Regions from separate parts of the Homo sapiens genome. Here region 1 is linked to region 2. Evidence: chromatin loops called from intact Hi-C (ENCODE). Cell type or tissue: prostate gland. All regions are shown on one strand. Links, peaks and the distances in the headings refer to the core of each region. The heading gives the core; the rest is flanking DNA.

Region 1 (2,913 bases), core at 302-2,801, 190 kb before region 2:
ACCCCCTCATTTTTGAGACAGGATCTTGCTCTGCTGCCCAGGCTGGAATGCAATGGTGCGATCTTGGCTCACTGCAAACTCCGCCTCCCGGGTTCAAGCGATTCTCCCACCTCAGCCTCTGGAGTAGCTGAGATTACAGGCGCCTGCCTGTAGACGGGGTTTCCACAGATGGTGCAGGTGGTCTCCAACTTCAGAGCTCAAGTGATCCGCCCACCTCAGCCTCCCAAAGTGCTGGGATTACAGGCATGAGCTACCGCACCAGGCCCACCAGTGCCCCCTTTCAAAACTGAAATCTAGTAATGTCCTCTTTATCTACTATTCTTCAGTGGCTCCTTATTTCCTACAGATTAAATTCTAATTCCCTGCCTGCCACCCAGCCTTCTAGGCCCTGCCTTACGCCCCTGTGGCTCTCCCCGATGCTCTGTGGGGTCCCTCTGGACCTAGCAGTTTGGAGACTCCCTTCTTCTGTGGCTTTGCTGAGCCTGGGCTCTCTGCTGGGTGGACCTCTGTCTACTGCTCCTTCCCCTCCCTCTCCCAAGCATCCCCTTCCTCCAGGTCAGTCCTCAGGGCCCACACAGCCCTGTCACTGACTGGTGACATTGCCAATGCCTTGAGGAGTTTTGTTATCAAACAAATGGGCTCACTGCTCAAGGCACAGCGAAACCAGTAACACTGGCAGCAGCTTTTGAGAAAAGAAAGGTTTCATTGCAAAACTGACAAGCAAGGAGGCAGGAGTGGGGCTCAAATCTGTCTCCCCAGTTTGAGGTCTGGGGTAAGCTTTAAGGGATCAGAGGGCAAGGGAAGTGATTGAGCAGTGTTGGCTTGGCAGGGTCTGATTGGCGGGCTTCAAATTTAACGATTTATGGAAAGGTTTGTCAAGGTAGATTTGGGCCCCAGTCTCCCAGGCTGACGCATCCCTGCTTCTGAAAGATTTCCATGTTCAGGTTCCAGTCCTGTCCTGGTCTTCTTTGTTCCGAGGGGAGGAGTCATTGGTTCTGGGTATTGTTAGAGGTCAAAGCTTGTTCCATTGTGCATGCCTGGGCAACATGGCTTGCAGTTTTGGCTCTGTTGTACCTACAAAGCAATGCGACATTCTGTCATCAACAAGGTAGGCCCAGTATGCGCTGGTCTCGCAGTTATAGTTTCTTCTTTTATTTACTAATTTTTAAAAGAATACCTAACTGCTTGCGTGGTGATGGTCTTCTCAAGTCTCATTTCTTTGAGTCCTGCTTCCCAGCCCCTGTCACTGTCTTCATTGCCTTGGCTTTTCCGGGTGACCTCAAGTTGGGTGGCTCAGGCTTTGTGGCAAATGTTGGCTCACCAGGCTGATTCATCATGGCTCAGTCACTGTCTGGGTTGGTCGCCTGGCCCTGGTGATCTTCCTCAGGCACAGTGCCAAAGCACTTGCCACAAAATGATGTCTCCTGTCCCCCCGACCTTGGGGCAGCAGAGCCTCTCCGTGGCCACTGGCTCATAGAGCTTCTGCACTGAGGGAGGTGCTCCGGCCAAGGCAGTGACCAGCAGCCACATGTAGCCTCTGCACCTGCGGGGCAGCTGAGGAACTGAATTTTAAATTTTAATTAACTTTAGTTAATTCATTATTTATATTGAATTATATTTAAAACATCATAATGTACCCACATTATTATATGTAACATACATAATATACTATTAATATATATTTATCATAGCCACATGTAGCTACTGTATTCCCACTGCCCCTCTGGAGCCTGTCAGAGATAGGGGGCGCAGTTGGCATTGTCACCACGCTGCCTGCACTTGAGTGCGAGCGGGTGCCCAGGGAGCGCTGGCGGCGCTCGCGTGCTGCTGGGGATGGGCAGACTCCTCGAGGGGCGCGGGCGAACGGTCGGGCTCTTGGACGTGGGGGGGCAGCGGCGTGCGGGGCCCTCCCCCGGTTTTCTCCTTACGCGTCCTGGGGAAACTGAGGACGCAGACGCCCTCCCACAGGAGCGTCTGAGCCAGGGCGCCTCCCAGGATGCCTCGCTGTCCCTCAGGCCTTCGTAGCGTCGGCTTGTCCAGTTGGCACCGCCCGTCCCGCTCTCTGGGGGCCCTGGCACCTCGGCCCCGCGCGGGCCTGTCCCGGGACCCCGCCGGCCGCGGGCCGCTCTCACGTGCTTTTGGCTGCAGCCCTACCCCGCTAGATTAGATTTAAAATCGCTAAAGGGGCCCTGTTCTGATAGCCTTAGAGATAAATAAGCACCTTATATAAATGGAATAGTCCCGAATTTTTCAGAAGTTGGGGAAATGTAACTTCTAATATGTTAATGGTCAAAAAGGAAAATTATTTTCATAAAAACTGACTCAGAAATGTTTTAAGAATTCAAAATCTTGTTATTTAGACAAATGTGACTGGGTTAATATTTTTGGCTTAATAAAAACAGCTATGGGCCAGGCGCAGTGACTCACGCCTGTAATCTCAGCACTTTGGGAGGCTGAAGCCAGCAGGTCATGAGCCCAGGAGTTCAAGACCAGCCTGGCCAACATGATGAAACCCCGTCTCTACAAAAATACAAGAAATTAGCCGGGCACAGTGGCGCGCGCCTGTGGTCCCAGCTTCTGCAGAGGCTGAGGCGAGAGGGTTGCTTGAGCTGGGGAAGTCAAGGCTGCAGTGAGCCTAGATCTTAACCACTGCACTTCAGCCTGGGCGACAGAGGGAGACCCTAAATCAAAAAAAAAAAAAAAAAAAAAGGAAAGAAAAAACTCATTTAGAAAGGGCTAATTTCTGTACAATTATTTTCCTTCTCTGTTGATTTTAAATAAACATTTAAATACTTTATTGTCATGGCCAGATGCAGTGGCTCACGCCTGTAATCCCAGCACTTTGGGAGGCCGAGGTGGGCGGATCACGAGGTCAAGAGATCAAGACCATCCTGGCCAACATGCGGAAACCCT
Region 2 (2,913 bases), core at 126-2,625:
TTATAGCTTCATTATATTAAGTGTGTGCTTGGGAGTTTCTCAGAGTGTTGCAACACTCCAGGAACTACATTGGATTGACAGCATTATGTATTTTACTGCAGGGTTTCTCAGATTCTTTCATGCTCATTAAACTGATACGCATTGACAAAGTCCAGTATGATAGTTTCAGCTATATCTTCTGGAACTAAGGTCCCGTGAAACATGTTTTTGAAAATGGTCCTATAGATATTTCCTCATGGAATGTACTGTGTGGTTTAGTGTTGAGCATTTTACCAGTTTATAATGGTAGAGTAGTATGCAACATCAAGTACTTTGAGTTTGACACTTCTCACCAGTAAAGAAGAAACAAAGTGTCCTGAGTTATTTGGGTCTATACACGTTTCCATTTGACGATATAATACTTTGAAATTTGAATACTTTACAAATTATTATTTGATTTATAGCAGTTTTATTTACTTTGCAGTTTAAGAATGTCAGTTATCTCTCTGTGTATTGTGGCCCTGGTCATAAGAAGTGTGGTTATTCTTTGTAGACTGAGATAAACAAGATTGTTTATTATGATGGATAACCAGTGATTTATAACTGCAGTGTGAATGATGGCTAAGAAGGAGGTATGAGGCATTATCGATGGCTTTTTTTTTTTTTTTTTTTTTTTTGAGATGGAGTGTTGCTCTGTCACATAGGCTGGAGTGCAGTGGCACGATCTTGGCTCACTGCAACCTCCGCTTCCTGGGTTCAAGTGATTCTCCTGCCTCAGCCTCTCAAGTAGCTGGGACTACAGGAGTGCGCCACCACACTCAGCTAATTTTTTGCATTTTTCGTAGAGACAGGGTTTCACCATGTTAGGCAGGATGGTCTCAATCTCCTGACCTCGTGATCTGCCCACCTCGGCCTCCCAAAGTGCTGGGATTACAGGCGTGAGCCACTGCGCCCGGCGGCATTATAGATGTTTCTAAAGCATCTAAGGACCTTCTGAGTGCTCAATTTCTTTTACCATTACAACTAGGAAATGTGTTACATTATTTTAGAAATGACATTAAATGTCAGTTTCAACTGTTGGTTTGTTGTACTCATCTGACTTTTAAAAAACTGTCTTTTGGATTTTTTTTAAGCTTGCAATTTAATTGCCAAAACCACTCTAAAAACTTTGGATATTGTTTTGATAACTTTTAAGCTTAACTGTATAATTTCCAGCATACTCGTCCCAAATTCTGTGGTGGTGTTGTCTAAGTGTATTCTTTAGCTCGAGTCTATTAAACTAGTACTTCTTTACTGTAGTGATTTCTCCCCTTTTTTGCCCTGTCATGCCATACATAATGCTATGTTTTCGTGAAACTCATAAAAAATTCATGAGGATTCCTAAATTTTACAATCATTGTCTTATGCAGTGTCCTTGTAAGGGTTTGTTTTGGAATGCTACACCATGTGTCAGGAAATCTGGGGTAGAGTGTAGCGGGTGAGTTTTGGATGACTGCCCAGTGTCTCTCACTTCTTTGGGAGTGACTCCCAGTGCTGTGCCCCGATCCAGCTGTAACTGATTGAGTCACAGTTTCTAATATTGCCTTGGCCAGTTAAGTCATCTCTCTTGGGGATTTATAATTTAGGTTCTAGACAGGGTATAGCTGAGTCATGTTACTGATGGTACTCTAGTAAAATGATCCTTGAGTTCCCTTTTCTAAGCTCTCTGTGCTGCGTTGGTACTTAACCTTCCCAAGTGTTTAGTCATTCAACTGACTTTGATCCTGAGAAGATTGTTCTTTTTTTCTGGACTTAGCTAGAGATGATTTCTGTAGTTTCAACTAAAATAAATCAAGTCACACATAGAAATGGTGTTAGAGTTATGTGATGGATATATCATGGAGAGCATTCCAAAAGCCAATTATAATTTTCCTTTTTGCCTCCTGCTTTAATTGCCTCTGCTGGTACTGTATGCCTCTCCCCACCCTCCCGTCTTAACTCAGCCATCACAAACTGCATGCAAACATGCCTGTTGTCTGCACACCTTTTTTTTGCAGCTCAGTTTCATATAGATGCACTTCCAGTACACTTTTGAAATATCATATACATACTTTGTGAATAGTGCATGTCACACTATACTGTTACAGTATGCTTGGCTGGCTCCTCATCAGACAGCAGCTCTTAAGGTCAGGCCCTGTGACATACTCCGCCTGGATTCTTGGTGTCTTGCACGTAGTAGACATGAAATACATTCTTGTTGGATTAATTTTTCCTCACCTTATGTTATTCCCACTTAAGGCCTTTATTACTCATTTAACAAATACACGTTGAGTATCCCTTATCCAAAATGCTTCAAATCAGAAGTGTTTTGGATTTAGAATTTTTTCGAGTTTTGGAATATTTACTTATACAGAGTGAGCTATTTTGGCGATGGAACCCAAGTCTAAACACGAAATTCATGTGTCTTATATACATAGCTGGAAGGTAATTTTACACATTATTTTAAATAATTTTTCACATGAAACAAAGTTTGTGTTGGGTGCTTATGTGTGGAATTTTCCACTTGTGGTGTCATGTCAGTGCTCAAGAAGTTTCAGATTTTGGAGTTGTCTGAATTTTCAGATTAGGAATGCTCGAACTCTACCTAGTGTGTGTATGTTCTGGAGACCATTCTGCACTCTGAGGATACCTCAGGAAAACAAACCAAAATATGTCTGCCTTCCTAGAGCTTACAATCTAGATAGTTAAATTTTCCATCTGCATTCTTTTAAATTATGAAGTGTGGCTAAAGTAAACTTTAGGCAACATACAGACTATTGTACGGTAATTGTAAGATTCTATGATATCTCTCAAGTCCTAATACCGTTTTAATAGATAAGTGCCTGTTTCAGTGGGATAATAGAGCTTGTGACTGACAAGGAATCTAATACAGTACTGTGTTGAGTGCCCAGTGAG

The links. Peaks named below come from ENCODE experiments on the same cell type or tissue, not always from the same donor. Only the 100,000 strongest peaks of a DNase experiment are listed, where the experiment ranks them.
Region 1: a loop joins it to region 2, with 4 times the contacts of the local background. A loop is called at or near these places in 11 of 110 quality-filtered maps.

What each region holds. Positions count from the first base shown.
Region 1 is chr2:127,694,746-127,697,658 of GRCh38, reverse strand. No RefSeq gene overlaps it. Among named protein-coding and RNA genes, the nearest start is that of SFT2D3, 5.3 kb to the left of the region's middle. In prostate gland, for the core only: a CTCF peak has its summit at 1,779; a DNase peak (open chromatin) is centred at 1,778; H3K4me3 peaks cover 431 bases.
Region 2 is chr2:127,507,451-127,510,363 of GRCh38, reverse strand. The region is part of intron 2 of IWS1 (interacts with SUPT6H, CTD assembly factor 1); the gene reads left to right. Among named protein-coding and RNA genes, the nearest start is that of IWS1, 18 kb to the left of the region's middle. In prostate gland, for the core only: no CTCF peak of the experiment used is centred there; a DNase peak (open chromatin) is centred at 1,483; H3K27ac peaks cover 617 bases.